Regions from separate parts of the Homo sapiens genome. Here region 2 is linked to region 1. A link is a contact called in ENCODE Hi-C data. All regions are on one chromosome and are shown on one strand. The core of a region is the stretch at or near the end of the contact, and the rest is flanking DNA. Distances in the headings are between cores, read along the strand shown. Region 1 holds the start of POPDC3 (popeye domain cAMP effector 3). Region 2 overlaps FOXO3 (forkhead box O3).

Evidence for each region. A loop is a pair of places that touch in the nucleus more often than their neighbours do. Pooled maps may share reads with other maps.
Region 2: a pooled map of gastrocnemius medialis shows a loop between it and region 1 (9-fold over the local background). The contact joins the enhancer-like site here to the promoter of POPDC3 in region 1. A Hi-C loop is called at or near these places in 1 of 50 pooled maps.

What each region holds. Positions count from the first base shown.
Region 1 is chr6:105,176,504-105,183,416 of GRCh38, reverse strand. POPDC3 (popeye domain cAMP effector 3) reads left to right here and starts at 3,403. Exons shown (of 4, transcript NM_022361.5): 1 at 3,403-3,584.
Region 2 is chr6:108,648,289-108,655,201 of GRCh38, reverse strand. All of the region lies in intron 1 of FOXO3 (forkhead box O3), which reads right to left. Among named protein-coding and RNA genes, the nearest start is that of FOXO3, 91 kb to the right of the region's middle. Within about 2 kb of position 3,126, at least 14 of the 41 ENCODE cell types and tissues checked have a DNase peak (open chromatin) inside an H3K27ac peak, as active enhancers do.

The DNA.
Region 1 (6,913 bases), core at 2,154-4,653:
AAACTACAAAAAACCTAAATAGTTAAGAGGATGGATGCACTGTGATATGTTTGTGAAAACAAGTAAAAATCTAAGCTGTTGGAACTTTAAAACATTTTGAGCCTTAAGGGAATCTGATTATGGGATCTGAGTCACATGTAAACAGGCAGCTATAAAGTAGGCAGCTGTGACCTTTTGTTTTTCTGATTAAGATTAGCCTTTGTCTTTACCTATGTTGTTTTGTAAAATGTTATAAATGACTAAAGGGTACCAGGGAAGACCCCTTCTCTCTTAACTGTTGATCTTCATTATAGAGTAACTTCCCTCTTTCCTCTCTCACACAGACTTCATGACTATCACATTGTCTAAGATGGAATGTTAAATACACTCTTTTAAATAGGAAAAGAAAACAAGCTGTATGGAAAAGAAAACAAATTGTAACTAATTAAATTGTTGTAAGTCATAAACCAGCCTTGTATAGAAAATGTTATAATCCTACTAAGTTTCTTTGTTTTCTGCTGGTATATGCAAGATCTTAACTTTGGAGCACTAACTCCATTCCTTTGGAGTCTGTGTTATCTGAATGGCATTCTCAGCTTTTCACTTGGAAAAATGCTTTTAAACTGGATTCTGATCCTTTCCATTATTTCAGGTAGACATACTAATAATATAATAGTATATAGTCATTTAAAAGAAGAATTTTATATATACTATATATGTGAAAAGATAAATGAACTTCAAGGTATTTTGTTGTCTGGAAAAGAAAGTTGGCAGATACAGTATAATGCCAAGCAATATATCTTAGTATATTGAATTATATTCATGTATTACTTATACAATAAAATGTATAATAACAAAAAATGAGGGATACAGAGAAAGAGAACTCTGCCATGATCAAGGCAAGAAAATACATGTGAAGGAGTAAGAAAGAGAAAAATCAGAATGCAGCAGGGCAGCAGTATTTAACACAAAATTTTCAAAGAGGGATCGCACTCTGTATATACTCTCAAAATTTGGGTCGGGGGGTGCATTTAGGAGTCCAGGCATGGATTAAGTAGATCCTCTGCTCAGGGTTTCACAAAACTGCAATTAAGGTGTCATTGGTTTGTGTTCTCATGTGGATGATTGACTGGGGAAAGATTTACTTCCAAGTTCACTTAGGCTGTTGACAGAATTCATTTCCTGGAGTTTGTAGGACTTCTTGCTGGCTGGCTATGGGCCGGAAGCTGCCTTTCAGCTCCTAGAGGCTGCCCATGGTTCCTCACCATGTGGACTTTCCAAGCATGGCCACTGCCTTCATCAGGCCAGACCGGACAGTCTCTAGAGAGAGTCTGTTCATAAGAGACAGTCTTTTATAATGTAATGTGGTCATGGGAGTGATATCCATCACCTTTGTTATATTTATTTTCAGAAGCAAGTCACAGGTCCCAACCCCTCTTAGGAGGAGGGGATCTAACACAGGTATGAACATGAACAGGTACTGGGAATCAGAAACTATTGGGGCCACTGAAGAATCTGTCACACAGGGATATCTTTGTTGCATTGAGACAGGAAAGCTATTTTAAGATGGTGTGGTGAAAAAGGATAAAAGCTCCTTACTCAAGCTCTAGCTTATCTAACTCTCAGTCAATAGGTAACAAAACACCCAAGAAGCTGTTAACTGCAAGCTCCTATTTCAGAGGGCTAGGGACTTCCCCAGATCCCCGCCTGTACAGTTAGACTTAAACTCCAACCTACATTTACCCCTTCCTCACTTTAATGCTAAAAATTACTCCTGGGGTGGAGATTTAAAATGCTAATGCTACATATGATGTATGAAAAAGCATATTGGGCCACTGTGCAAGCACTAGAAAAACTCCTCCTATAGGTGCCCTGATGTAACCCTCCCCTATAGAAAGACCCTATAAAACTGACCCACACACTATCCTCAGAGCAGTCCGTTCCTTTGCCTTTCTTGGTGCTGACTCCCTTGCGCACAAGCTGAATACACTTTCCTTTGCTGCTATGTTTGGTGATCTCTGTTAATCTCTATCATGGGAGATCATAAGAATCCAGGGCAACAGTAACAGCTTCTGAGTTTTTAAATTAAAAATAACAGTAATATAATCCTTAAATTTTTAAAATGTAGGACACTAAACAAGTAAAATCTAAATCCAGAGTACATCTGACCTCAAAGTTCATGGGCTTCTCACTTCCCTGGCCATAGTTTAAAGGTGTGTGTGTGTGTATATATATATATATACATATATATACACACACACACACACACACACACACACACACACACACTATGGACTACATCCAGTTCAAACTGGATTTCCAACATTTGAGTAAATCCCTGCAATGAAGAGAAAGAGCAAAGGCCTAGGAGTCAACTGGTTTCTAGCCATTTCTGGGGTGTAAGAATATGTGTATTTCTTGATCCTCAGTTCCAGCATCAATTAAAGGGAGTTAATTTTACCATCTATATTCACTGTTTTTGTGGTTACCCTGGGGCTCAAAAAAGACACTGATTGCTCAATAAATTCTTGTTCCTGGAGTCGCTGTTATCAATATGGTTATATAAAATGAAAGCGAACTAGAAGACAGGAGATGACATTCTTAAATTAGTGGCGTGTTTTACTGGTCGTCACCAACCCTCACATTTGTTTCATCACAAAAACAAAACAAAACTTTGCTAATTGCAAAGGAAGAAAAAATGCACCTGATCATTGCTTTAAAATTGTATGCATTTGGTTATTACTGATATGAGCTTTTTGTCATTTGTGTTTTTAAATTTTTTCCTTTTATGATTGTCTATGCCCTTTACTCATTTGCTTTTAGAGATGTTCATTGATTTGAATATAGATATTTTATTTTTCATGCAACAGTCCGTATTTATTGGTTGGGTGCGGTGGCTCACATCTGCAATCCTAAGCTTTAGGAGGCTGAGTCAGGAGGATGCCTGGGCCCAGGAGGTCGAGATTGCAGTGAGCCGTGATCACCACTGCACTCCAGCCTGGGTGACAGAGCGAGACACCATCTCTAAAAAAAAAAAAAATACTATATTTACCTCTCTCTCTCTCTCTCTCTGTCCAATACACCCTAATATTCCCGTCCCCACTATGGTGATTTACCTCTTCATTTTGTTTACGGTGTGTGTGGAGCGGGGGTGAGAGAGCAGGCGTGCAGTTGCCTTGGTTCAGCAGCCAGCCCATCGCTCCTGCCTAGTGTGACTGTGAATACTAGGTGTATGTTACAACCGGGAGCGGTGTACACTCGGGGAACCGCATCTTTGGAAACTTCGGTCCGTAGCGGCCGCTAGGATTCTCCGCAGCCCCGCACCCCGGTGGCCGAACCGCCTGCCCCGGCCCAGACGCAGCCGCCGCGCCCGCCCACCCGGCTGCGCCCCGGGGCGCGCGCCCGTGCCCGGCACCCGCCCGCGCCGCCGCGCCGCTCCGGAGCCCGCTGCGGTCACGCTGCGCCCGGCGCCGCAGGGTGGGCGGCGAGGCACTCACGAGGGGGACGCTGAGGGCTTCCGCGCGGGCCACCCGGGTCAAGCGCGCTCCGCCGGGAAACTTCTGCGGGCGCCGGGCTGAAGCTCCGGGCAGGGCTGGGAAGGAAAGGTAAGAAGGTGAGCCCGGGGGCGCTGCGTCCGCCGCCTTCCGGTGCTGTCCGCACCCTCGCACCTCGCGGCCGCTTCGGGCAACTTAGCGGGCGCGGCTTCTGCTGGGCCGCCGACCCCTGCGAGCGCTTGCGTCTCGCTGCCCCGCGCTGCCCGCGCCGCTCCCTTCCCGGCTCCGGTCAACTCCGCGCCCTGGGGTCCGGGGTCTGGGGTCCCGGCTGTGTCGCCGCTCACAGCTCGGAGGTCTAGGGGATCCTTTGCTGCGGTTCCTATCCGCGCCGACCCCTGAAGAACGCGAGTCGTATGCCCTAGAGGCTTCTGGGCGAATATTCCTCCCAGATCTTTTCCTGCAGGTCCTACTCTGGCCCCAGGCACCCTGGAGCCGAAATAAACAGGCCAGTTTTGCAAGGGAGAAAAGCCGTTCCTAGGGGCCCTTGTCAGTCCTGGGGAAGTCATGCCAGCGCCGGGAGTTTCCTTCCCCCCTACTCCCGCCCCCGGTCTGTAAGCAAAGGGCCTGACTGGTGTCAGTGCTCTCACACTGTTCTCACAGAGTTGGGGGTACAAAAAAGCTGCCTCATCAAAGGTCGCGCGGACCTGTTTTCTCCATTTGGGGATCCCCCTGCCAAAAAAGAAATTTGCCAACCCCTAAATTGTCTTATCACCATGTCGGTTACAGTGGTATAGTTTTGAGGGTCTGTATTTTAGGCAAAGATGAAAGGCACAACCAAAATACAGTAAGAGGGGCAGTGCCAAAAATTTAGCCAGAAGACATTTGCAGAAAGTGAAAAATTCTGTTTGTAAATAATAAATGGAAAAGTAGAATTAGAAGCCCACTTTTGGACGCAATTTGATTTACTAAACTTCGTTGCTTCCTGACTTTTCACTCTAATTCCGGTAGTTAGATATTTTGAATTTGCAAGCCTACAAACTGCAATTGAGTTTTATAGCAGCCTTAAAAAATTATTGTTGCCTGTTCATACTAAGTTTAGTGGCTATTTTTTTTCCTTCTTGTTTTTAATTCTACGGACTGTTGCATGAAAATATCCTCTTGTGAGAGTACAATAACTTGGCATTGTTCTTTGTGACAATAGAAAACCAAACAAGAACTACATGAGACAGAAAATATAAACAAAAAATTGGATCTCAGTTTCCATATTCGCAAAATGAAGAGCTCTGGCTGATCCCAGATTCCAGATATCTCTGAGGTTCTGTCCTGAAAAATCTGTGTGTGTGTGTGTGTGTGTGTGTGTGTGTGTGTGTGTGTGTGTGTCTTCAGGAGTTTGGGATACAAATATTAATTGAAATCTAAGATATTCTCTGTCCTCAAAATTTTATACATTTAAATGGGAAATATTTGATAGTTGAGTTTCTTTAATCATATCAGTCCCTCAAAATAGCTGAATCATGGTGCATCTTCTGCCTCTAAATGGTTACATTCTATGCTATTAAATAAAAATGTGTCATGGGAAACAAAAGTCCCATACTTTTCACCACAAGACTGACTAATACGGTTGACACACTAGAGCACTGATGCCTGCTTATTTTGAAACAGTCTCCAGGAAGAATTAAGAATGTTATGAAGCATTTGCTACAGTATGTGAGCATAACACATAAGCAACATGGCAGGCAAGAAATTTCAAAACTGCTTTGGAAATATCCATGATAGATCTGAAAGTCTGTAAACTGCAGTTGAGATCACATTTTGTAATTATGGTCATTGGTCAGTTGGGATTATGAGCTCCCTCGAGAGAATGTCCCTCCAATTAATAGAAGAGTATATCGAATCACCGATTCGATTGTTTTAAAGGAAGAGAGAAAATGTTTCTCCCTTTTATCTAAGTAGTTATAAGAAAAAGTCTTACAAGGAAAATTACATCAGGTGTTTTCTAAATTAAATAAATAACCGAAAGTTCCTGACTGAAATTACCTATAAAAATGCAGGGTCCTCCTCCAACCCAGAGAATCCAGGGATTGATTCACACAGACTTTTAGCGAGACTTTCTTACTTTGTGTTCTTCAACAGAATAATAACCTCCAGTGACTCTGGCACACTGAAATTGGCTAGGATGGGATCATGAAGGAAGGTGTTGTGGGGTAGTATTGGAAGGACAAGCAACTGGCTAAGCTTACAGAAGAATCTCCATCCCTCTGAGCTTCATCTTCCACTCTGAACAATGCTGACAATAGTATGTAGGTTTCAGAGTTGCTGTGACTCCTAAATGGATCTGTTTTAGGAATTAGTACCTGCACAGAGAAAGAGCACAGCTGATCTTGGTTCTTCCTGTCTTCTTTGGAAGGTGTTTGTTTCCTAGCTGAACAAATTGCAGCTGAACTGTAGATAACAGCTTTTGCTTTTAATTTCAAAATTCTGTGTGGCAAAATCTTGATAATTGTTGAATCTGGGTAACAGGTATATGGGAATTTGTTGTATACTATTTTCTCTATTTTTGTATGTGTTCAAAATTATCAGAAAAAAATTTAAGTGTGAATCTGAAAAAAAAACCCCACACTTTGAGTTATTTCTAGTCCAGGATTTCATTTTACATTGTCTGTTTCATTTTACATTGTATTTTTTAATTAGTGAATATTTAAATATAGAGAAATATAAATTATGTACTATATAGGGAGTGGATGGGCAGCGACTGGTCCTGGAGAACAATCCATGGCAGTCTTCAATTTTTTGTGTGGAATATTTTTTATTATGAAACAATCTAAAGAAAATATGACAGTGTTGATGGTTGTTAATTCTGGTTGTTGGGTTCATGGATTTTTTTAAATGTTTATATTTAAAATTTTTTTACATTGGTATAAAATCACCATATTGTTTCCCAAAATCATTATAAGAATACAAATAATGCAGCTGTTTTTAAAAAGGTAAAAATAGTTTCTATCCCACTATCAAGATATATTCATCTTTAACATGAAGTGAAAATCATTGCGTATGTCTTTCTATTTTTACACAAATAGGATATGTTGGTCGGGCTTGGTGGCTCACGCCTGTAATCCCAGCACTTTGGGAGGCTGAGGCGGGCGGATCACCTGAGGTCAGGAGTTTGAGACCAGCCTGGCCAACGTGGTGAAACCCCGTGTCTCTACTAAAAATACAAAAATTAGCCAGGCGTGGTTGCGTGCGCCTGCAGTCCCAGCTACTTGGGAGGCTGAGGCAGGAGAATTGTTTGGACCTGGGAGGCGGAGCTTGCAGTGAGCTGAGATCGCGCCACCGCACTCCAGCCTGGGTGACAGAGCAAGACTCTGTCTTAAAAAAAAAACGATATGTCAAAAGATTAAAAAGAAATGCTTTTATAAAAAATAGAATTGTTAAATAAGCAG
Region 2 (6,913 bases), core at 1,877-4,376, 3.5 Mb before region 1:
GACAGTCACCTCATTCTGCTCTGTGATGCTTCTCCACCCAGCATGCACAGGCATGGACAGAAAGAAGGCATGTGGACTTTCACAAAACTAGGAATTGATATAGCCAAAGAAGGAAGGAATGGAACACTAACTGATCCTTGTAATTTCCTTAGATATTGCTAGAATCTAGTTTTTAGCTGCCTACTCCCTTCTGCTAGATTTTATCTACTTTGGGACTAAGATGTTGTTCAAAAGCAGGTGCAGAAAGTATGACAGCATAAAAATGTATCTGAGATCAGAGAGAGTTATTACGTCATATATAATACCAGCTATAATGGCCAAAACCAATTTTCAGATTGAGAAGAAAACATAAACTTTCATGTAAAAGATTGCACAAACAACCTGATATGTAAATCTAGCTCCACTCTACTCTTGCCTAAAGCTTAAAAGTTTAAACCATTAAGGGACTTAAAAAAAAAAAAAAAGACGATGCTCTAAAGTAAACATTGTTGGGAACTTGGCTGAATAATTAAATTTCCAGTTAGAAACAAGATTTCCCGTTAAACTGCTGACGATAACCCTCTACCCACAGAGATGGCCTTTGGAAACTAACATTTAAGTTTTCAAGCAGCAAGCAAGCGACAGGTTCTGGTCCCTCATAAAAAGAATAAAATCATCATCTGGTCATCAGAATAATGAATCAATTTTCTATCCAAACAAAATGAGACATATGAGGCTTTCCCAAGGGGAGAAAGGGCTGGGTACACAATTTATCCTGCCCTCAACTGAAAAAGAAATCCTAGATAGGAAGAAAGTTCTCTTAAATAGCATGAAAAAGATGACTACCACTATACTCCACACACGGTTCTGTTGGGTTTTCTAGGGTGGATTTTATTTTCATATTAATTATTATTATTTTTTCTTTTAGTAATCTTCTTTTCAAGCTCTTCCACAGCTGTTTGTGCTCTTGGAGGGCAAGAGAGAACATTCCATTCCTCACAGCCAAACCTGCACTTCCGGCACACAGAGAACCCTGGCAGTCTTGCAACCTCTGCCCACACCCACTCCCTGCAGCATCCTGCCCCTCCCCACAAACTCTCCTATTTCTAGCCCCAGGTCCCTCTCCCCATAGACTGAGGAAGAAGCATCTAAAGGCGTGCAGTCAGCGAGATGACAGTCCCAGAAAGTAGGTTAAAGCTGCAGCATTTGGATGCCCCTGTTGTCTTTCTCCAAGCTTCTCCTGTGATGTTATTGAATCTGTTTCCCCTTCCCACAAGGTGCTCAGCAAACACATGCTACTGAAATTCTCTTTTAAGACCATGCTCAAATTAGCCACACAAAATGGTTGCCTCAAAGAGTTAACAGGCATGAAGTTATAAAAGCCATGAAGTGGAACAGAAATAGTTTTATTATTAATATTCACTTAGCTTAAACAAAATAAGGCTGCACCTTTTTCCAGTTTGAAAACTTACTGTGTGTGGAAATCGAATAAAAGGGCATAGGAAACATGCATCCAGAACTCAGGAGCACATCCAAGAATTTAGCATCACTTTCATGACATATGACAAGCAACCAGGGCAGGAAGCTCAGTAAAAATAGCAATAGCTGGGGAACATGGAGAGGGCCAGGAAACCCTCTTTCTATGAAACAGGCAGCCCCAACTTCACAGTCGCAGACCCTGAGGACCAAAGAGGCACAGTGCCACACCTGAATCCAATCAGCTCCTAAGTGTCAACAGAGCAGAGACAGACTCACACCACCTGGCCTTGAGGTGTAACCCACCACCCAGAAAGAGAACATTAGTACCAATGTCTGGATTAGCACACTAATAGCAAAGATAAAATGCAGGGTGCAGTCTGGCTCTTTAAACCAGATACCATGTTTTACTATAGCTTTAGCACCCGGCAGAGGGCCTGGTACATAGTAGGGGGTCAAAAAATTGTATCTGTTTAACCATTGAATTAATGGGAAGGGGGCAGGAGCCACAAAATAGACCTGAATTATACTTTAACATGAGATGTGATAAAACATTGAGACCAAAGAATGTCCTACATGAGTGAAGATGGAAGTAAGCTTCCACTGCAAAATGTGAAGTAGCATCTAGGTTGTTCTCAGGTTGAAAAGTCTCATCACTGGTATTAACTTCAATTAAACAGCCCAATTTCCAAAAACCTGAAAATATATACCAACAAGTAGGCTTTAAGGTCTCTAGAATAAGAGATGGAAAGAAGGGCAAACTGATAGGGTGTGTGCTACTCGGTGGAGCAAGGCCTTAGCAGGCATTTCAGGTCCATCCAGGGTGAAGAGCCGGCTCTCCACCTGTCATGGGATGCCATGGGGCCCCCATTACTTGGTAATTCAGTTGGCTCAGAGTCCCAGGCACACTCAAAACCACAAATAACACATTCTGGTTCTAAAGTCTCCTCTACACAAGCACCTAGGTAACAAGAGAAATCCCAAATCAAGTCTACTTCACCTACAATCTGAAGGAAATTCATGTATGTGGTGCCTACCAGGGCCAATGCTCTGTGCTTGACAAATTTGATCTCATTTTATTTTCTAAACAAGCCTGTCAGGAGGAAACTGAGGTGCAGAAAGGTTAAGCAATTTGTCTAGTGGGTGGTGGTGCTAGAAATCAAGCCTGAGGCTAACTTCAAAAGTGAAGCTCTCACCACTGCACTGTGTATTTCCTTCTGAAGTCACCAAACTGACCAAGGAGGGAGGCACCACTAACAAGTGACCAAGGAATAAGAAGCTTTAAAGACTACAAAATCTGTGTGATTCAATTAAATGTTCAGCATGTGGTCCCTAGGCTTATGAAAGGGATGGAAAATGTGGAAAAATGATAAGCCATGAAGCAAGCCTTGTTGGAGCCACATCTGCCCATCTGCTAACACTAATTTTTTAGAAATGACACCTTTTCTCAGACAGACCTCAAAGGGACACTACTATCATGTCCTAACCTGAACTGGGATCACTATTTTGGGGAATGCCCAAATATTACTATAGCCATAAACTGAACTTCTACATATCCAGGCTTTCCTTGGTGGCACGTCTGGAGGCTTCTGTGTTCTGGGAGAATTAGCCTGTGACTACGTCAAGCCAATATCACCTGGCTGTCCCTGGCAGGCCTATTCAGGCCCTAAAACAGCTGGCACCACGTTACGGATCCTCAAGCCAGAAACATCAAGCAAATGTCTGCTAGTGCCTGGCCCTTGCTATTATGAGGCTTAATCTGAAACAGGGACTCAGCTCTATACTATTTAAAACATGTAATTAGTTTATTATTGAGCCAGAAAAGATGAGCTTGCTCTAAAACTATGTGAATCTTAAAATATGATGCCTTTTGCCTGCCAACTGACGACGTGATCAGGATACTTCTGTTTAACCTCAATCAAAAACTCTGGTAGAAAACTGCTTTAAGGTTACATATGCCTACTATTTTATTATTTGTCTTCTGGCATCAAAACCTGCAGAAACAAATCACTGACAATGCAAGCACATTACAGGGATGGATGTGGAGGTGCTGAGTGGGTGAGTTAAACAGCTTGAGAGTTTGACATCTGAAATCCAGGAAAACTGCTTTTCTGTTCTTAGTTTACAATCCCTTCCTTCACATGAAATTTACTGGCTTTAGCGTCACACATACAAACACAACTGCTTCTAGCTCTTCAGATGTTATGGCTCAGAAAAACCGTTCCTTTTTGTCTTGTTATTTCAAGAGCAACTGATTTCTTTTTGGTAGCTCTGAAATATATGCCAGTGTGTGGGCACAGTCACACAGCTACGCACAGGCCCACACCCTGGAAAGATTGGAAGGAGTGGAGACACATTTTTCAGCTAGGAAAGGAAAAAGTTTGGGTTAGCATTTATAAAACAGACAAGTGTGCATGCATTTGGAAGCAGGCTATCTTCCAAGTGTCAATGTTAATTATCCTAATAGTCACTGTAAATCAAGGTGTTACCAGTGAAAGAAGCAGAGAAAGTAAATGCTACACACCAGAATACCCCATGTTGGCTACTGCAAACAAAACAATTGATGTATATTTTCTGTACGGAAATAAAGAGTACGATGCAGTCAATTCTGTAAAATGACTTGGGCTAATAGTATCTTCTGTCCCCTCCACACCTCACTGAAATTCAGCTCTAATGAGGAGCCTCCCGAGGGACTGCCTTCTTTAACCTATACCTCATCTGCATATTCAGTATTTCACCATAGTGGTTTTGCAAGATTTTTTTTTCTTGTTCAAAACCACAGGATGCAAAAGCGGCTGATGACCAATATAATGGTATTATGAAATGCTGACCAAGTCAACTATTTATTCCACGACACTCCTGGGTGCTAATTACACACACAGATGAGCATCAGAAAGCTCAAAAGTTCACAAAAAAAGATCAAATAAAGAAAGGACATTTCCAGTAACTAAAGAACTAGGCACTGATTGCATTTTTCTGAAAAAACATTCACTGAGCCACTCAGATACCCCTGTATTCTAACTTAAAATCTAGGGTGTTCCCAAATGTGTAAGTTAATTATTAGCACTACCCCTAAACTATGATGAATGAAGCAGACTGAATGCACATGAGATAAAATCATAGTTTTTCTAAAGGCCATAACAGAAATGCAGTATTTTATTGTAGCAGGCTCTAATCTACTTCATGTACATGCTAGGTAAACTTGAAAGCACTTAAGAAACTGGAAATACAAGCATCAGTAGTGTAATATCTATCACCCAAAGGGCAGGAGAAATAGTATTAACTGGCAAGGACAGTCATGCAAGAGACTATAAAAGCTGAACACACAGTAGAAATAGAAAATTCCTATAACTGGGTGCCTCAGGGGCTAAAAGAACGTAGGAAACAGTTCTTTTAGACCCTGCTTGTGGCTGGAGGAGACAGAAGAGTCTAAGAGGGAGGGGTCAGAATACGGTGGAGAGTTGGAGGGTGAGCCCACTCCTCAACCAGCACGTGTCCCTGTGCTCCAGGGCTCACTGGTCCCACCATATTAGCAGTCAGTGACTCTAAGGGCATTCCTGAGGATGCAGGACCCCTGACCTTATAACTACCTCCTTGGTTAAGTCTGAGTTGGCAGGGTCAGCCCTTGGATTATCTCCCCAAACTTTCTGGAACTCTTTAACTTGGTCCTCCTGAAATTTCCAGCCCTTTCCCTTTAGTCAGGTTTTTCATTTGCTAATGGGAACGATGTGTGGGCTCATAATACGATCAGGTACTAGGTCTTTCCCTAAGGATTAACAAATCATTAAATATATGGGGGCCATTGAGAGTAATCCCTTCACATCAAGACAAGGGAGGACAAATATGAAGAAACAGATGTTTCTGAGCCATTTTCAGGTTCAAAGTAACACACAACAAACGTCAAGTAACACACAACTCTCTGAGGCATTATGTGGAATGTTAGCTGTTTCTCTAGACACAAGCTCATCAGATCCTTTCAAACAGCTATAAACTAAGGAGTTTTCTGAAGAAAGACAGCTGAGTCCTGATATTAATTTGTGGATAGAAAGGGAAGTAGGGGCCAGGCACAGGGCTCACACCTGTAATCCCAGCACTTTAGGAGGCAGAGGCAGACAAACGGCTTGAGCCTGGGAAGTGGAGGTTGCCATGAGCCAAGATCATGTCACTGCATTCCAGCTTGGGCAACACAGTGAGACCCCCATCTCAAAAAAAAAAAAAAAAAAAAAAAAAAGCTGAGGGTGGTGGTGAACTAGGGATATCAGCTACTTATAAGATTAACAAATCTCCATTTGGAGAACAATTTGCCAGGGGTTTCTTGTGTTACTGAATGTCTTTGCTTTGTCAAGCAAAGTACTGACGGGTCTTTGTTCTAGACTATCTTTCAAGGTAGGACTATCTTTCATCTGCACAGTGAGCAGCCTTGAAAGGTAGTCATAGTGTCTCCCTCCAGAGCAAAGGGCAGACATACTTACTGCCTATTACAAATGATTTAAGATCCCTAAGCTCAAGGTTCCTGCACAACCCACTACATGTGCAGCCATCAACCTGGGCCTATCTATGTCACCCCTGTGGGATTCGGGGGCAAGGAAGAACCAATGCAAAATAGACTACTGCTCATGCTGGCTGCTGTGCCATGAGAGAATAACAGATCCCTTTGCCTCTGACCCAAGAGTTTGGCGTCTGGTAGGGGCAAATCTGAGACACTTGTAGTCCTTTTTTTTTTTTTTTTTTTTTTTTTAAGAGATAGGTTCCCACTCTGTTACCCAGGCTGGAACGCACTGGAGTGCAGTGGTATAACCACAGTTCACTGCAGCCTTGAGCTCCTGGGCTCAAGTGATCCTCCTACCTCAGCTTCCTGAGAAGCTGGAAACACAGGTGTGCGCCCCTACACTTCACTAATTTTTTATTTTTTTTTGTAGAGATGGGGTCTCACTATGTTTTCCAGGCTGGTCTCAAACTCCAGGCCTCAAGCGAACCTCCTACCTCAGCCTTCCAAAGTGCTGGGATTACAGGTGTGAGCCACTGTGCCTGGCCACTTTGCCATTCTTGACAGTCCACTGCTTTAGCTTGTGAACTGATTATTTCCTTAACCATGAAAGATAAAATTGGGCAATGATCATCTCTAGCCATCTTTCTTCTCTTCTCCTATGTAAAATAAGAAGGAATACAAGATAATAGGATGAGAAACAAAAAGCAAGAGAGGCAGACATACATGGCTCCAGCACTCTGAATGCTCTGACCTGGCTCTGCCAACGACCCTTAAGGCTTTACGACAATAAACCATTAATCAAAGGGAGCAGGGGTGAGAAGACCCCCAGAGAGTCATTTTCAGTGTTTCATCTACATTAGTCACCATCTTTTTCAGCTGTTACTCAATGTTGCGGTTTGCTTGTGGGAAATAGAGCTAAGTGAGCAGCAGGTTTAGGTTTATTTCTTTTTACCTTCCTCTTCCACCAAT